Linked DNA regions of Homo sapiens: region 1 is linked to region 2. A link is an interaction called in ENCODE POLR2A ChIA-PET data of the cell type or tissue named here. Cell type or tissue: OCI-LY7. All regions are shown on one strand. Each heading gives the region's core, and the rest is flanking DNA. Links, peaks and the distances in the headings are about the cores only.

Region 1 (8,337 bases), core at 327-8,326, 170 kb before region 2:
CGATCTCCTGACCTTGTAATCCACCCACCTCGACCTCCTAAAGTGCTGGGATTACAGGTGTGAGCCACTGCGCCCAGCTGGCTATTGTTTTAATCTTAGGGTTCTTTGTTGATCTGCCTAGTTTTATTATCCTTATGAGTTGATGATTTTATCCTTTTAAAATGCCCATTTTAATTGCTAATAATTTTTTAAATTTAAAAATCTTTTGTCTGGTATTAGTATAAATACTCCGGCTTTCTCATTGATATTTACATACGTATGTTTTTCCATCCTTTTACTTTCAACCCATTTCTTTCTTTGAATCTAAAATACCTCTTGTAGATAGCATATAGTTGGTTTTTCTTTTTTGTATCCATGCTGTCAATATATGCCTTTTGATTGGATTATTCAGTCCATTCACATTTAATGTTACTGATACGGTTGCATTCCTATCTGCCATTTTATATTTTGTCTTCTATATGTCTCAAGTTGTTTTGTTTTTTTTTAAATTCCTTTTTTACTGCTTTCCTTTGTATCAAATGAATATTTTCTAGTATAGCATTTTTTATTTCTTTAATGATTTTTCTCTATTTTTGTTATGATTTCCTTAGTGGTTGTTATAGGGCTTACTTAATGTATCAGTGTTTCAGATGTAGACTTATTTTATTTCACTGAGATACAGAAATGTTGTCAATTCTATACCATTTTCCCCTTTTTATGCTGTAATTGTTACACATATTTCATCTGTATATGTTACAAACACAAAAATACATTGGTATAATTATTGTTTTATGTAATTTTATACCTTTTGAAGAAGCTCAGAAAAGAAGGAAGAGCAAGAGTTTGTTATATTAACTTTCTTAATTACTATTTCTGGCTCTCTTCATTTGTTCTTGTAGATTTGAGTTACCATCTGGAGTCATTTCCTTAATCCAATATAGCTTTCTTTCCACCTGCATTCTTTTGCTGTTACTGCCAAATATATTGCATTTCTATATGTTATAGGCCCAACAATACAATTATATACTTTTTTATACAATTGCTTTTAAAATCAGTTTAGAAAAGATATGTGTCTCTAAACTGTTTTTTCTAGTTACATAATTACCTTTGCCAGTGCTCATTCTTTTTTCAATTTGAGTTATCACCCAGAGAGATTTGCTTTTGGCTTAAAGAACCTCCTTTAGTAATTCTTTTAAGGCATGTCTGCTAGCTACTGATGCTCCCAGTTTTTGTTTATCTGGGAATGTCTTTATTTTTCCATAATTTTTGAAAGATAGTTTTGCTGGATATCAGACTCCGGGTTCGATTTTTTTTTTTCTTTCAGCACTTTGAATATGTAATCCCACTGCCTCTGGCCTCCACTGTTTCTGATTAGAAGTCAGCTCTTAATTTTATTGTGGCTCCCTTTTAAATGAAGAGTTGTTCTCTTATTGATTTAAAATTTTCTCTTTATCTTCAGTTTTCAGCATTTCTGCTATGATTTATGGGTGTGGATTTTTTAAAACATATATCCTACTTGGATTTTGTTGAGCTTCTTGAATGTATAGTCCATTGTTTTTCATCAAATTTGGAGAGTTTTCAGTCATTTTTTTCTAACTTTTTTTCTACTCCTTTTAGTTCCCCTCCTTCTGGTACTCCCAATATATATATATTATTCTGATTAAAGGTGTACAACATTTCTTTGACACTCTGCTCATTTTTTATCTTGCCCTTTACCTCTGTTCTTTGGATTGCATAATTTCAACTGATCTCTCTTAAAGTTTGCTGACTTTTTCTTCTGCAATTTCAGGTTTACTCTTGAGCTATCTAGTGAATTTTTTGTTTCAGTTATTGTACATTTCAAATCCAGAATTCTTACTTGGTTTTTAAAAATCCTTTTTATCTCTTATTGATATTCTCTATTTGTTGAGACATTGTCATCATCCCTTTTTTTTTTTTTTTTTTTGCATCTTTGAGCACATGTAAAATGGCTACTTTGAAGGCTTTGCCCACTACATTTGAAATCTGGATCCTCTCACAGGCAGCTTCTGTTGTCTGCTTTTTCTCCCTGTGTGTGGGCCACATTTTCCTGTTTTTTTGCACATCTTATACTTCTTTGTTAAAAACCGGATATTTTAATTTAATGTATTATACCAGTTCTTTATATTAATTCTCCTCCAGGCCTCGTTTTTTATCCTTTTTTTTATTGTTGTTTGCTTGTTTAGTAACTTGGCTAGGTTCATTTCTTGAAGTCTGTGTCTCCTCACAGTGTGAAGTCGCTGATGTTACTCCTCAGAGGCAACAGCCTTTACGTGTGTGTACAGTCACTCTTAGGATGATAATTTTAACCAACCTTTCCTTGACTCTCTCCTTGATCTCTGTTAAGCTATCTGTGCTGTTTGGTATCATACTCGGCTGGTAGGCTCTAGTTGTTGATTGCTCTGTTCTTTTTGGCAATGCCCTGGGGATAAGTTGCTCAGCACTCTGGTTCAATTAAATTTGGTCAGGGATACTTTTTGAATCCAGTACTTGAGGTTTGTTCTGACCCCAGAAGTGCTCTTGTTGGCTGTTTCCCTGGTTCTCTATGGTAAACTAGCTGGCCTATGGTTTAGCATACAGCTGTAATAGAGCTACCAGCCTTTTTATTACTTGCTACCAAAATCTCCATTAGGCTTGAATTTCCCTGCACTGTGTTCCAAATAAAGTCAGTTTCTTGTGGGGGAAGATTCAGATTTTCCTTTCCCTGTTTTTGTGGACTCTCTCTCCCCCTGGTCAAACTCTCTGAGCTACTGCTCCAGCCAGGGGGCGGAAATGGTAGCCTCTGCCCTTATTGGCTTTGTCTTTCCAGGTGGAACCTTTACCTTATGAGTCAGCTGGATTGAAGGCATTTGGGGTGCCGAGGATTCTTTGCCTGTCACACCTAGGGTAGATCCTCTACTCTGTGCGTTGGGATTGGGTGGAGGAAGGAAGATCGTGACCTTTTGGCCACAGTCACCAGGAATTTAGCTTCTGTACCTCACACGTGGAGGGGATAAGAAATGCTTTCTACCCCTCCTGGTACGATATCTTATCCCTTGATTAAGAGCTCATAGGGAGCTCCTCTTCTTGACCACATTCACCTGTAGTGAAGCCTCCATCCAGCTAAGCAAGAAGAGAAGGGGAGAGGCAGGAAGCAGGTCATGATTTAAGTGTCTTAGACTCTCACTATTCTTATGAAGTTTTAGATTTCAATGAATAAATGTTTCTTCATTTACTGTATGCCCTTAGATTTTCCATAGTCTGTATAAATGGTTGGATTTTAAAAAATAATTTTCACCAGTTATACTTGCTTCAGTGAGGAGGATGTCCATGGAGCTCCTCACACTGCCATTGCAGAAGTGAAACCTCTGAAGTGATGTTTTTAACGCTGTTTTCACTGTTCAGTTTTTCTAAGTGCAGTCATTATTCCTGGTTTGCTAGTAATTTCTGGTGCCATTTTTCCTCCCTTGGTGTTTTTAATGAAGCTTTATTTGGTCACTAGTTCCATGTCCTCATAGAGAAAATGTAATACTTATACAATAAATTCCGCACATTGACTCGCTCACTGAATTTTACCATAGGATACAAACAAACTACAAGTCAACAGGAAGATGAGTGCTGTTTTTTGGAAGGGTGTGTATAAATATGTATTGACTGGAGGTACTAGTTGGGAAATGGAAAGTTTCAAGGAGGAAGGAAACGTTCTTATCTAGATGCGGAGGGAGTCAGGATTGAAAAAGGTGGGGCTCAGGAAAGTTAGGGTGTATAAATTAAACATTATTATAAAATTATACGTAATCCTTGGCTGACATAGTACTTCAGTGCATTATGCTTACTTTAGTGCATGCAGTAGTTCATCCGGGGTTTTGCTTTGCATGATTTCAATTTCCCATAGTCAATCACTGTCTGAAAATAGATGAGTTCATTACAGTAAGATATTTTGAGAAAGACCACGTTCACATAACTTTTATTGCAGTATATTGTTATAATTGTTCTATTATTATTTTTTGTTAATCTCTGTGCCTAATTTATAAATTACCTTATCTTAGGTTTGTATGTGTAGGAAAAACATAGTGTGTATAGGGTTCAGTACTAGCCACACTTTCAGGCATGCACTGGGGGTCTTGGAACGTATCCCCTGTGGATAAGGAGAGACTACTATGCTTTGATATTAACAATAAATGTTTGCTGAATTGTTGAACACAGGAATCCTCTACAAGAAGAGAGAATGAATTGGTACTCATCCCTTTGTCCCCTGGCTGCCTTCTACTAACTTCCCTATTCCAGTACTAAAAACCCAAAGTTTGAAAGGAAAGACATCTTAAATATAATCACCTTTTAATCATTAGAAGTACTATTTATTTCCCTCTTCTTGCCTCTCATAAGACAGAGACAAAGAGACAACTTTGTTTTCCTTCTGTCTTTTGCATTCAAGGAATTAACAAAAGTGGGAAGAAATACTTAGCTGTCTTAGTTTTTAATTACCTTTGCCACAGATTTCAGGAAATGGCTGAAAGTCCTTTCTGTATTGCTAAGAGACAGATTTAGAAGGGATTTTTAGAACCTTTAGTCCTTTAGGCAGTTACCTACTCATTGCATAAATACCTTTTTATACTATCCTGACAAGTGGACATTCTACTTTGACTTACTTTGATGAAAAGTTCACTATTTTGTAAGGCAGCTCATTCCTCTTCAAACACCTCGAGTTTCCAACAGTTCCTTGTAAACTTCTACATGTTAGTCTCAGTTAATTTCTTTTGAAGCTGCTACAAATTTATCTAATTCCTCTTCCATAGGAGAGTTTTCAGAGGATATAAAAATTTCGATTCCCTGTATTTTTTTTTTTAATTAGGCTAAACAGACCCAATGTTACAAACCATTCTTTAAATGGTATTATTTGCATGTCCTTCATTATTTCATTGCCCTTTTTATTCTTTCTTTTTCTTTTCTTTGGTGTTTTTTTTTTGTTGTTGTTTGTTTGTTTGTTTTGTGCACTCTCACTCTGTCGCCCAGGCTGGAGTGCAGTGCATGAGCTCGGCTCCACCTCCCAGGTTCAAGTGATTCTCCTTGCCTTGCCTCCCAAGTGGCTGGGATTACAGGGACCCACCACCACGCCTGGTTAATTTTTGTATTATTAATAGAGACAGGGTTTCACCATGTTGGCCAGGCTGGTCTCAAACTCCTGACCTCAAGTGATCCACCTACCTCAGCCTCCCAAAGTGCTGGGATTACAGGCATTAGCCACTGCACCCCGCCTAGTCTTTCTATTAGTTTTTTTTTTTTTTAATTTGATGTCCCAACATGGACATTAAAACACTAGATCAAGAATTGGCATCCTTTTTCTGTAAAAGGCCACATACTAGTATTTTTTATTCTGATGGCAGTATAATGTCTATCACAACTACTTACCTCTGCCATTATAATATGAAAGCAGCCATAGACAGTATGTAAACAAATTAGCATGACTGTATTCCAATAAAATTATATTTCCAAAAACAGGTAGCTAGGCCACATTTTGTGCATAGATCCTCTAGAAGTTGTCTAACAGATATCTACACTTGTGAATGCTATTCTTGTGTTAATGCATTTTTAAGATCATATTCAGATATTTTGACTGATATTAGTATAGCTTCCTCAATTCTGTTTTGGTTATTGTTTGAACAAAATATCTTTCTCCATCCTTTCACTTTTAACCTATTTGTGCCTTTAAGTCTAAAGTGTGTCTCTTGTAGACAGCACATAGTTGGATCATGGGTTTTTTTTTTTTTTCCCCCTCCATTCTAACAACCTTTGCCTTTTCATGAAGTAGTTCATCTGTTTCCATTTAATGTAATTACTCACAAGGCAGGATTCATGTATACTATGCTCCTCTTTGTTTTCTACATGTCTTATGTCTTCTTTGTTCTTACATTCCTCCATTTCTGCCTTCTTTTGTATTTTTTGTCTGTTTTGTTTTGTTTTTGAGACAGGGTCTTCCTCTGTTGCCCAGGCTGGAATGCAGTGGTATGATCTTGGCTCACTGCAGCCTCCACCTCTTGGGCTTAAATGATTCTCCTAACTCAACCACCCAAGTAGCCAGGACTACAGGTGTGTGCCACCTGCCCAGCTAATTTTTGTATTTTTAGTAGAGACGGGGTTTTGTCATGTTGCCCAGGCTGGTCTTGAACGTCTGAGCTCAAGCAATCCACCCACCTCAGCCTCCCAAAGTGCTGGGATTACAGGTGTAAGCCACTGTGCCCAGCCTCTTTGGCATTAAATATATTAAATATATATTTTCTAATGTATTATTTTAATACCCTTCTTGTTTCTTATATATTTAAAGATATTAATAGTTGCCTTGGGGGTTATTACCAACTTTTTAATTTAAAGCAGTTTAGTTCAGATTAATGCCAATTCAATTTTCATAGTGTGTAAAAATTTGTTACAATGTAATTCTATTCCCTTTTCTTTGTGCTATTATTGTCATACAAATTATATCTTCATATGTTATAAGCCACTCAACACATTTTATAATTTGTGCTTATACAATTTTCTTTTAAATCAGATAAAAGAAAAAAAGTTACAAAGTTACAGTTATGCTGTCTTTCATTTTTTACCTATATAGTTATCTTTATTGGTGCATTTTATTTCTTCATGTAGGGTTGAATTACCATCTTAGTGTTTTTTCATTTCAGCCTGAAAGACTCCTGTAGTATTTCTTATAGGTCTATTAGCATTAATTTGTTTTTGCTTTTTTTTAACTTTACATTAATTAAATTGTAGACTATGTATTTTTTGATCAGTATTATCTTTTAATATTCTCTCCATATTGTGTTTAGCTGTACAATACTTTATCTTGTTTTTGTTTTTCTGTTTTGAGGCAGGGTCTCGCTCTGTCACCCAGGCTGGAGTGCAGTAGTGTTATCATAGCTCACTGCAGCCTGGAACTCCTGGGCTCAAGCAGTCTTCTTGTCTTAGTCTCCCAAATGGCTAGGATTACAGTCATGCACCACCATGCCTTGCTAATTTTTTAAATTTTTGTAGAGATGAACTCTCACTCTGTTGCCCAGGCTTGTCTTGAACTCCTGGCCTCAAGTGATCCCTCATCTCAGCCTCCTAAAGTGTTGAGATTACAGGTGAGAGCCACCACACCAGGCCTAGTACTTTGTTTTTTAATTGTTATGCATTATTCCACGGTCTGAATATACCACAATTTATTCATCTGTTCTGTTGATAGCCTTTTCAGTTGTTTCCAGGTTTAACTATTATGAAGAATTTTATGATGAGCCCTCTTTTACCTATCTCCCTCCTGGTGCAGATGGTCACAATCTCTGTATGGAACAGACTTAGCAGTGAAGTTTCTGAGTACATGAGTATGTATAACTGAAACTTTTGTAGATATTGCCAAACTCTTTTCCAAAATAGTTGTATCCGTTATTATTCCCATTAGTAGCACATGAGAGTTGACTTTGCCTCACAACCTTGCCAGTACTTGCACTGTCAGATTTTTAAATACTTAACCATACTTGTGGGTGTGTAATGGCATTACACTGTAGTTTTAATTTGAATTTTCCTTATTATTTATGAGGTTGAGCACCTTTTCATGTGTTTATTGACTTTCTCTTTCATGAAATACCTATTTTAAGTCCATTCTCCATTTTTCCATTAGGTTGTCTGTCTTTCTCTTAGTGGTCTTGGCTAGGTTATGTAGTACTGAGTAAGAGACCACTTCAAAACTTAGCAGCTTATTTTGTTTACAGATCTGCAATTTGGGCAGGTTTTTTCTGTTCCATGTGCATCAGCTGTGGCAGCTCAACTGGGGGCTGGAGGATCCACTTTCAAGATAGCTACTCATATGCTTGGCACATTGGTGCTGACTGTAGGTTGGGTGCTCACCCTGGGCTGTGGGTCCTTGGTCCTCACTTTCTGTCCACACAGGCCTCTCTGTAGGTTGCTTAGGCTTCTTTACAACATAGTGGCTGGGCTCTAAAATCTAGCATTCCAAGAAAACAAGTCAGAAATGTCTAGCATTTTAACAATCTAGCCTTGAAAATGACATGGCATTGTTTTCACCATACTGTATGGGTCAAGGCAGTCACAAAGCTCTGCCCTGATTCAAGGGGAGGGGATATATTGAACATATTTTCATGTGCTTATTTGCCATGTGTATATTTTCTTTTATGAAAGGACTGTTCAAACTTTTTTGCTCAGTTTTTCAGTGAGGTTTTGTTTACTTCTTACTGAGTTTTGCAAATTCTTTATATATTCTGTGTACAAGTCCTTTATCAGATAAAGGATTTGCAAATACGTTCTCCCAATCTGTTGCTTATCTTTCACATTTTCTTAACATTGTAGAAGAACAAACATTTTTAACTTCAGCGA
Region 2 (8,337 bases), core at 208-8,207:
ATTTATTATATTTAAAGTCTTGATTCCGTTTCTGATGGAGATTGGGTTGTTATGCTGGTTGTCATCCACAGCCAAATGCAGCCAAAATTGGGTTTATTTTCTCTCCTTGTGCTCCTTACAAACGCTTAGCAGGTCTGAAGTTCTCTTTGTTGACAATGGCTCCATCCTCCTGTCAGCTTTCTATGATCCTAACCTTGTTAAACCTTTTCCTCTATCATTTTGTCCAGAAAAATCACCAATTCCATGATTCCTTGTCCTACAGGATTTTCAAAGCTGTGCACTGTCTCTGTTCTCACAGGTTCAGACCAGCTTGGACCTAAGCATTGTTAGTTAGACAATGGAAATAGCCTTATTTGTCTCTTGTGTCTAGCTTTCTCGGTCAGACCATCCTGGCCAGCAGCAAACATTCTTTTCATCACTTGCCTGACAAATTTAAATCAGGATTATTCAGCAAGCATTCTGTCAGCTTATTACTCATCTCATTGTCTTGTACGCCTTATTGCAGCCATCAAACCCTTCATTGTTCCATCCTTTAACCACATCCACTTCTGAGGCATCCACATACTCTTCTGCCTGCCACTTTCCACCAAGTGATCCACTTCGTCCCTTTCCAACACTGCCCAAGATTGCCCTTTGTCATGAAGTTTCCCAAGAGTATATGTGATTTCCCAAAACTCTCTTCAACATCCTTTGATCCCTTAGGCACTGAATTGTACAATATAACCAAAGGTGGAAATTAAAAAATTACATGGAATTTTGTTTGTACTTCTACCCTCACCATAAATTGTTCAAGCTTCTTTTGTCCAAGAGTAAGGTCTCCATTTTGGCACAACACCCGAACCTTGGGTGCTCTCTACACACAGGACAGGTTTCCATCAGCTCATGCTTAGTGCAGCGTCATCTTTAAAAAGCTCCACATCTTCCTTTAAAACACAGAAGTTAAAAGATCCTTTCCTGGGCTGGGCGCGGTGGCTCACGCCTGTAATCCCAACACTTTGGGAGGCCGAGGCGGGCGGATCACGAGGTCAGGAGATCGAGACCATCCTGGCTAACATGGTGAAACCCCATCTCTACTAAAAACACAAAAAAATTAGCTGGGCGTGGTGGCAGGCGCCTGTAGTCTCAGCTACTCGGGAGGCTGAGGCAGGAGAATGGCGTGAACCCGGGAGGCGGAGCTTGCAGTGAGCTGAGACCATGCCACTGCACTCCAGCCCGGGCAACAGAGTGAGACTCCGTCTCAAAAAAAAAAAAAAAAAAGAAGATCCTTTCCTGTGCTATGTAACTGAAACTTCTCTTGCTGGATTTCATCCACCCACTCAACAACTTGATCTTATTTATAAAGACTTTCCTCTGTAAGGAAATCATTGACTCTAAATCTGAGCTTTAAAATAATTCTTTTTTCTAAATCTTATTTACATGTTGAATGGCAAAAAAAAAAAAAAAAGGATTTGAGATTTTTAAAAAGCAATTTCTGTCTGCAGACAGACAAATTGTGAAACTGTCAACCTGGAGTTAAGATGCCCGTTAAGCTATTCAATTAGAATATGTTTATTTTGTTAAATAGTTGATATTTGTTAGGTAGATTCATATATTATATAAACTTATCCCCACAATAAAGCTTGGCAATGGATTTCATTATCCTCATATTATAGACAATGAAACCAAAGCTCAACACAAGGTCACCAAGTTACAGGTGGTAGAGCAAGATTGGTGCTCTGGTGTCTAGCCATCTAAGCCCAGTGTTCTTTCTTACTCCTGAACCCACAACCTCTGGTTAGCTCCAAGCCTCCTAATGAGAAGGAGGTGAAGGACCACACTGCATGACTGACAATGCTGCTGAGGTCAACAGACCTATGGGCAATGTGGCATGTTGATCAGATATTTAATTCCCAAATGGATTTGGAATTATTTCCCGGTGTTTCATTCAGTTCCACCGTTTTGTCTATTTATGAGTTAGCATACACTTTCAGTTATCAAAGCTTTATATTTCAGCATCTGGTAGAGCTAGTTCCTCCCTCATTAGACTTTTCCCCCTCAGATTTTTCTTTGTGCTTTGAATCAACTTAGTTCACAAGACCATTATGAATTTTTTTGTCATATATCAAATTTATAGCTTAAATCATGAGAGTTGACATCTTTTTTCATTTTTGAAACAGAGTTTCGCCCTCGTTGCCCAGGCTGGAGTGCAATGGCGCGATCTCAGCTCACAGCAACCTCTGCCTCCCAGGTTCAAGTGATTCTCCTGCCTCAGCCTCCCAAGTAGCTGTGATTACAGGCATGTGCCACCAAACCCCCCCGCTAATTTTTTTGTATTTTTTTTTTAGTAGAGACAGGGTTTCACCATGTTGGTCAGGCTGGTCTCGAACTCCTGACCTCAGATGATACATCTGCCTTGGGCTCCCAAAGTGCTGGATTACAGGTGTGAACCACTGTGCCTGGCCAAGAGTTGACATCTTGATAATATTTTCCATCTTCCTAATAAAACAAATAGATTTTTCCATCTGCACTAGTGTTCTTTTGTGTTTCCCAGTACTCATGTCTTTGTGGCTTTCCCAATCATAAAGGTAAATCTTTCTATCACTTTTTGAATCGTGTTTCAGTGTTGCTTTCTTTCCCTCTCTCTTCCTTCTTTCAAACAGCACATATGGGCACACATACAAACTTCATTGACAGAGTCATCGAGGGCATTTGAAAGAAATTGAAGAAAAAGGTCCAGGCCCTTTAATGACAGGCACATGATAAGGTGTTCTTTCTCTCTGGAGGAGCATGGCAGTCTGAAACACTCCGCGATCATAGCCTTCATGATGCAGGGACTTTTGTGTTTTGTTCATTGTGGTTTTTCCAAGTGCCCAGGGCAGTACTTGGCACATCGTGGCACTTAATAAATATTTGTTGAGTGAATGAAGAAAAACCCAGTACATGCCTTCCCAAATTCTACTGAAAAGCAGTTATGTTTACCACTATACTATCGATGCCACCCCAAATCCCACTGAAACAAGGCCTTTGGTTTATATTTTCTGGCAGCTGAAACTATGGGTATTTTGTTGTAGAAAGTCTGTTGAGAAGAGAAGCAGTATATAGAGTGTTATCATCTTCCCATGTTGGTTAGACTGACCTGTTTCTCCATTAGAGTATTAGTAATAAATGCCCAATGCTTTATTGAAAACAAATAACCATATTCCATTTTTGCTTCTTAGCAGCCGAAGCCTTGAGATTCACACTTGCACAATGATGTCTTTCAAACTGCATCCTGACAGATACTTCTTGAGCTGTCATAAGGCCTATGGAGAACATCCAGTCAATGTGTAGGTTAAGTTGTCAATGAACAATTATGGTTCTTCTGAGCCATGTTTTAAAGCAAGGCATTGTGCCCCTCCAGTGCTGCAGTGTGTCCGGGCTGTGTGGGATGCAAAGTGTGTGCAGGAAATACAGTCACACTGTGGTTTTACACGGAAGCTCAGGTTGCCTCTTATGAATATGTATGATGGGGCTGGATCATGCTCTTGCCACTTGAGTTTACTTGAGCTTAACTTAACCCCCACATACCCATTTCCTGCCTATCATTTGAAGACGTTCCTTGAGGAGGTTTGAAAAAGTGAGTTGTTTCTCCAATTGTGGAGCATTTTCCTTTTTTTTTCTCTTAAAGATGATGACAAACTACACCCTGATTTATTTTTATTCACTGTGAGTCATTTGCTAGTCTTATTTTATAGATAATATTTTATACCTCTTGCTTAGAAGCAGATGGGAAAGTTCAAGGAAACACCCCCTGCAACAGAGGAAAAGTACTCGGATCTAGATTGCTATGATGGTGTCCTTGCTGGAGTCCTGATAAGCAGCCCTGTCAGGGGGAAAGGAACAGATGGCAAATGGTCTTTGCAGAGCAGCATTTGGAGTGTTTTATCTTTGTTTTAGAAATGACTGTTACTCTGCATTTACTGTGAACTCTGCGTACTCCTGAGAATGCAGAAAATAAGCTGGAAAGTCTTTCCTATTATTCGTAAAACAGGTCACTGGATGTAAAGGGTACTTGGCCAACTGGGAGCGCTCTCTCTCTCTCTCTCTCTCTCTCTCACACACACACACACACACACACACGCCAATTGTTGTTACTGGTTATCTTTATGAGAGGAAATGGGGGAGGGGAGAGGAGCTCTAGCTGCTCTGTCGCCAAAAGGCAGAGCTCCAGAAAGCCGAGTGGGGAGCCGCATGCGCTGAGAAATGCCAGCATGTGTCACTTCCCAATCTGGCGTACACACTCAACTCCTGTTTGACATACTTTACAAAGCAGACAGGGACTGGCAGGGGTGTTTCCTCTGGACAAACATTAATGAGTGAGGAAATGGGCAAATGTAGGTTGCTATGCAGTTGTTTTGCTGTTGATGTGGGAGTAAAGCCAGGCAGCACTTAGACTGGGGGAATGTTCTCATGATTTCATGGAGGTCGCTACCCTCCCATAAGAGAACTCACGCTCATGGGTTTTCCTTAAATGACAGCAGTTGGGAAGAAAATGTGCCTTCGTCTTGATGTGCTGCTCTTGTTTCTCTGTGGGCTGTCAGTCCCTTTCCGAGATCTGTTAGGTACAAAATCGGGGCTATTCTATATTACCGGTTTCTAATGAACTGCCTGTTTTGTTTGCTTTTAGTGTTAGTCATTCTTTTTCTATATAACACTCATATTTTAAAAATTTCTCAACACTGTTTTTGGCATTTAAAGTTCATGATTTAAGAGCTGATGGTTTTGCCTTGTCATTAAATGGTGAAATAACAGGGTTAAAGTGAGGTTAACAGGATTTAGAACCCCTATTTGACCAGTCTTTCTTTCGCCTGAAAAATGGTAGGGAAAAGGGAGGGAGGAAGGAAGGAAGGAAAAAAGTCTATTCAAGGAAAAATCTTAAATAGGTGAGATTATTGACTGAATTCAAGTTTATCTGAGCTAAACCTTTTTATATGCTGTTCCCATGTCATACTTTATTGATTCAACACATAGCTTTCAAGAGTAGGTTCTGTGCCAGGTATACGAGAAAAACAGCATTTTGGCTACCATTTAATAATAGACTCTTTTAATTCTCTTCCTAAAAAGTAAGTTCTTTTTTCATTGTGTATCTCATATTCTGTCTCCACTGCCACTAGAGTAACTAGAGTACCTGTGACTTTTATTAACACAATTTTGTTTCGTGAAAAGTTTATGGGTTATCTTTTCCCTATATCCAGGTATCTTTACTCTGTTCAGCTATCCTGGACCACACAACTTAATCCAAGGCCTTGGAAGCATGTTGTATTTTACAGTCTTGCAAATTTGCTTTTCAGTGAAGTCTTTGCAGCCTTCCATCCCAGGCCCAGATTGCTTCTAGACACCTCGCTCATGAACTCCAGTTGCTTGTGTACTCATCTGTCTCCAGACAGGCTGTGAGTAACTTAAGGGCAGGGCCTGTGCCTTGTTCATCTGTGAAGTGATGGCAATATAGTCCGAACTTAATAAATATTTGCAGGAAGAAATGAATATTCCCAAAGATATCTTTGTCTATATATTCCGACCTTTTGGCCTTCTATTTTATAGGATTGAACTCTAAGAGTTAGTAGGTTTGTCGGTTGAAGTCTATATATGTTTTTTAAATTTTAGTAGATGCTGCCAGATTGTTTCCCCCCCGTCCCCCCCCCAAAAAAGCAACTCTTTCTCCCATATTTCTACCAGTAATAGGTTGTATTGGTCTTTTAGATTTTTGACAGTTTAGTAGCTATAAAGTGATATTGCAATGTTTAATTTTTATTTTCCTGGCTATAAGTGAGCTTGAGTATCTTTATATATGTTCATTGGTTCAGATTTGCTGTTCCGTGAATTAAGGTTTTACGTATTTTGCCTATTTTAATACATAAAAGTTTGCACATGTTTAAATATATTTACAAGCAAAAAGTATAAAACTCCTATACCTAAAAATTTCAAGCCACTTTACCTAAAAATTTCTATGTATCCTACAGAAATACTTAGATATATAAACAAAAATAAATGCATAAGCATCTCATTAGCACATTCTTTGTAATAACAGAAAATGAAGTTTAATAAAAAGGAAGTAGTTTAGTAAGTGTTGGTGCTTCCTCACTGTAGAATTGAATGAGGAGCTAAAAAGAATGAGGTAAGGCCAGGTGCAGTGGCTCATGGCTATAATCCCAGCACTTTGGGAGGCCGAGGCGGGAGGATTGCTTGAGCCCAGGAGTTTCATTCCATCCTGGGCAACATGGCAAAATTTTATCTCTACAAAAAATACAAAAATTAGCTGGGCATGGTGGCACACACCTGTAGTCCCAGCTACTGGGGAGGCTGAGGTGGTGAGAGGATCATCTGAGCCTGGGAAGTTGAGGCTGCAATGAGCTGAGGCTCCAATGAGCTCAGTCTGGGTGACAGAGTAAGAGCCTGTCTCAAAAAAGAAAAAAAAAAAAAAAGCAGATGAGGAGGAATATGAGAAGGAAACCCAGGAGGACTGCTGGGACCAGCCTGGAGGGACCAGTACTTGGGGTCACAGAGTTGGAATGGCATCCATGGCAGAGTTGTGATCTCTCTCCAGGAGAGATAGCCTGGGCTCAGACAGGGAGATATGAAGATGAACTCATTGAAGTTTGGGGATTTGCCAGGCCAATGAGGGGCAAGGGAACTGAGATACTGAAGAGAATGGTTAAAGGGATGGCTCATGAGAGCTCCATGGGGTAGGGAAGCAGTGAAGTGAAGAGGACACTAATAGGGAAAGAATTCCAGGACTGGAATCACAAAGCGAGAGTCTTTTTGGGGTGTGGGAAGAGTAGCTAAGCGAGAAGTGGAAGAGGAGGGGATTGTGATTGGAGAGAAAAGTTCCCTATAAGACTAGACCACATTGATGAGGAGGACGGAAAGGAAAAAAGGAATTAGATGTTCAAAAATGTAAGAAAAGAAAATATGACATGGTGGCGTTTCCTGATATCTCAAGTTGAGAAAAGAAAGTTAAAAGAGAAGTGAATACTGGAAGACAGTGAAGGTTTTGTATAATTTAAAGTAAGTGGCACATAAAATAAAAATTCCAGGAGGTTCAAATGTATGTTTCATCAGTTGAGGTTACCCTAAGATAAAAGTTGAAATTATGTTAAAACTTTCTGAAACTCTCAGAAGACCTAACATCTCAAAGGGGCTAGATTCTAGAAAGAAAAAGCTTGCCAATTCCAGTTCTGGCTAGGCATTCTTAGAATACCTTAGAGTAGGTTTTAGTCTTACAGGGTTTCTGCTTTCAGAATATCAACAGGTCTTGACAAATAAAGCTTTTGAAATTTCCCTCTACTGAAATGCTCCATCTGCATTTCAGGATAGTGATGGAAATGCATCAGCTTCATTTCTGGCACTTTGATTGATGAACTTAGACTTCAATATGAAGAAAACCACTGTTCTTCTATCTAGAAAATGAAACTAAAAATAATCCCCTTGTCAGAGTGTCTGTGTTCTGTGGTTAAATTTAAGGCAACTTATTGAGTATTCATTACATGCTGGATACGAGCCCTTCCCTGACAGAGAGCACAGAGCACTACCAGAGGAGCTGGGACACACACCTACATAGACGGCCGTGATACTTCTTAAGAAGCAGCTCCCAAATCTACCCAATTAGCACAGTGCTCACTGTGGGCAAAAAGCTGAGAGCAACAATGTGGGGGCGGGCTTAGCAGGAAAGGCCTCCCAGGCATTGCATAAATGCAAGAGGTCAGAGAAAGAATTCACACCAGGCAAGGAAATTATTTATGGTATTGCAAGGGTGAAAAGATTTTTTTTCAAATCTCCTGGTATCTCTGTTACTCTGCCCTAGTGTTTGGACATATGGAGTTACCATTCCCATTAAATTATTAAAATGTGCCAGAAGACTTGGAATCCCTCAAGAGCATATTGTGAGAAGGGCTCACACACCTCCAATTATGCCTTTGGCACAAGTGCCATGTCAGATTGATGTCTGGAAAAGGATTGAGATTTGGAAAACCACATAATGATTTCTTGTATTGTTTTATCCTTCATTTTGTGCAAATCACACTTACCATGCCATTAGTAGCTTCCTCACAACTCAACAATGTTAAGAGGGACTTGCTAGCTAACTTGATCCCTAATGGAAACCTTTTACTAGGGAGGGCTGGATTTGGTTCCGGGGTCAAGGCAAACACCCTTCAATGAGCCCATGCCATGCCTTGTAACTATATTTTAAACATTTTCATTGTTCCTTCTGCAGAAATTATATCTCTTCCTCCCTTCTGCAAATTGTCCAAGCCCAAAAAGATATTTTGTGCTTATTTAGTGTTATCTCACAGTCTGGGGCAAATTATCAATAAAACAAGA

The links. Peaks named below come from ENCODE experiments on the same cell type or tissue, not always from the same donor. Only the 100,000 strongest peaks of a DNase experiment are listed, where the experiment ranks them.
Region 1: POLR2A ChIA-PET joins it to region 2 with 10 read pairs; 11 of 35 experiments call an interaction of 5 or more read pairs at or near these places.

What each region holds. Positions count from the first base shown.
Region 1 is chr6:118,876,657-118,884,993 of GRCh38, reverse strand. The region is part of intron 8 of MCM9 (minichromosome maintenance 9 homologous recombination repair factor); the gene reads left to right. Among named protein-coding and RNA genes, the nearest start is that of ASF1A, 13 kb to the left of the region's middle. In OCI-LY7, for the core only: no CTCF peak of the experiment used is centred there; a DNase peak (open chromatin) is centred at 3,353; H3K4me3 peaks cover 993 bases; H3K27ac peaks cover 1,586 bases.
Region 2 is chr6:118,705,294-118,713,630 of GRCh38, reverse strand. It overlaps a transcript of CEP85L not described here. Among named protein-coding and RNA genes, the nearest start is that of CEP85L, 58 kb to the right of the region's middle. RefSeq lists silencers at 3,504-3,553, 7,451-7,745. In OCI-LY7, for the core only: a CTCF peak has its summit at 4,081; DNase peaks (open chromatin) are centred at 3,480, 3,810 and 4,140; H3K4me3 peaks cover 4,314 bases; H3K27ac peaks cover 2,743 bases.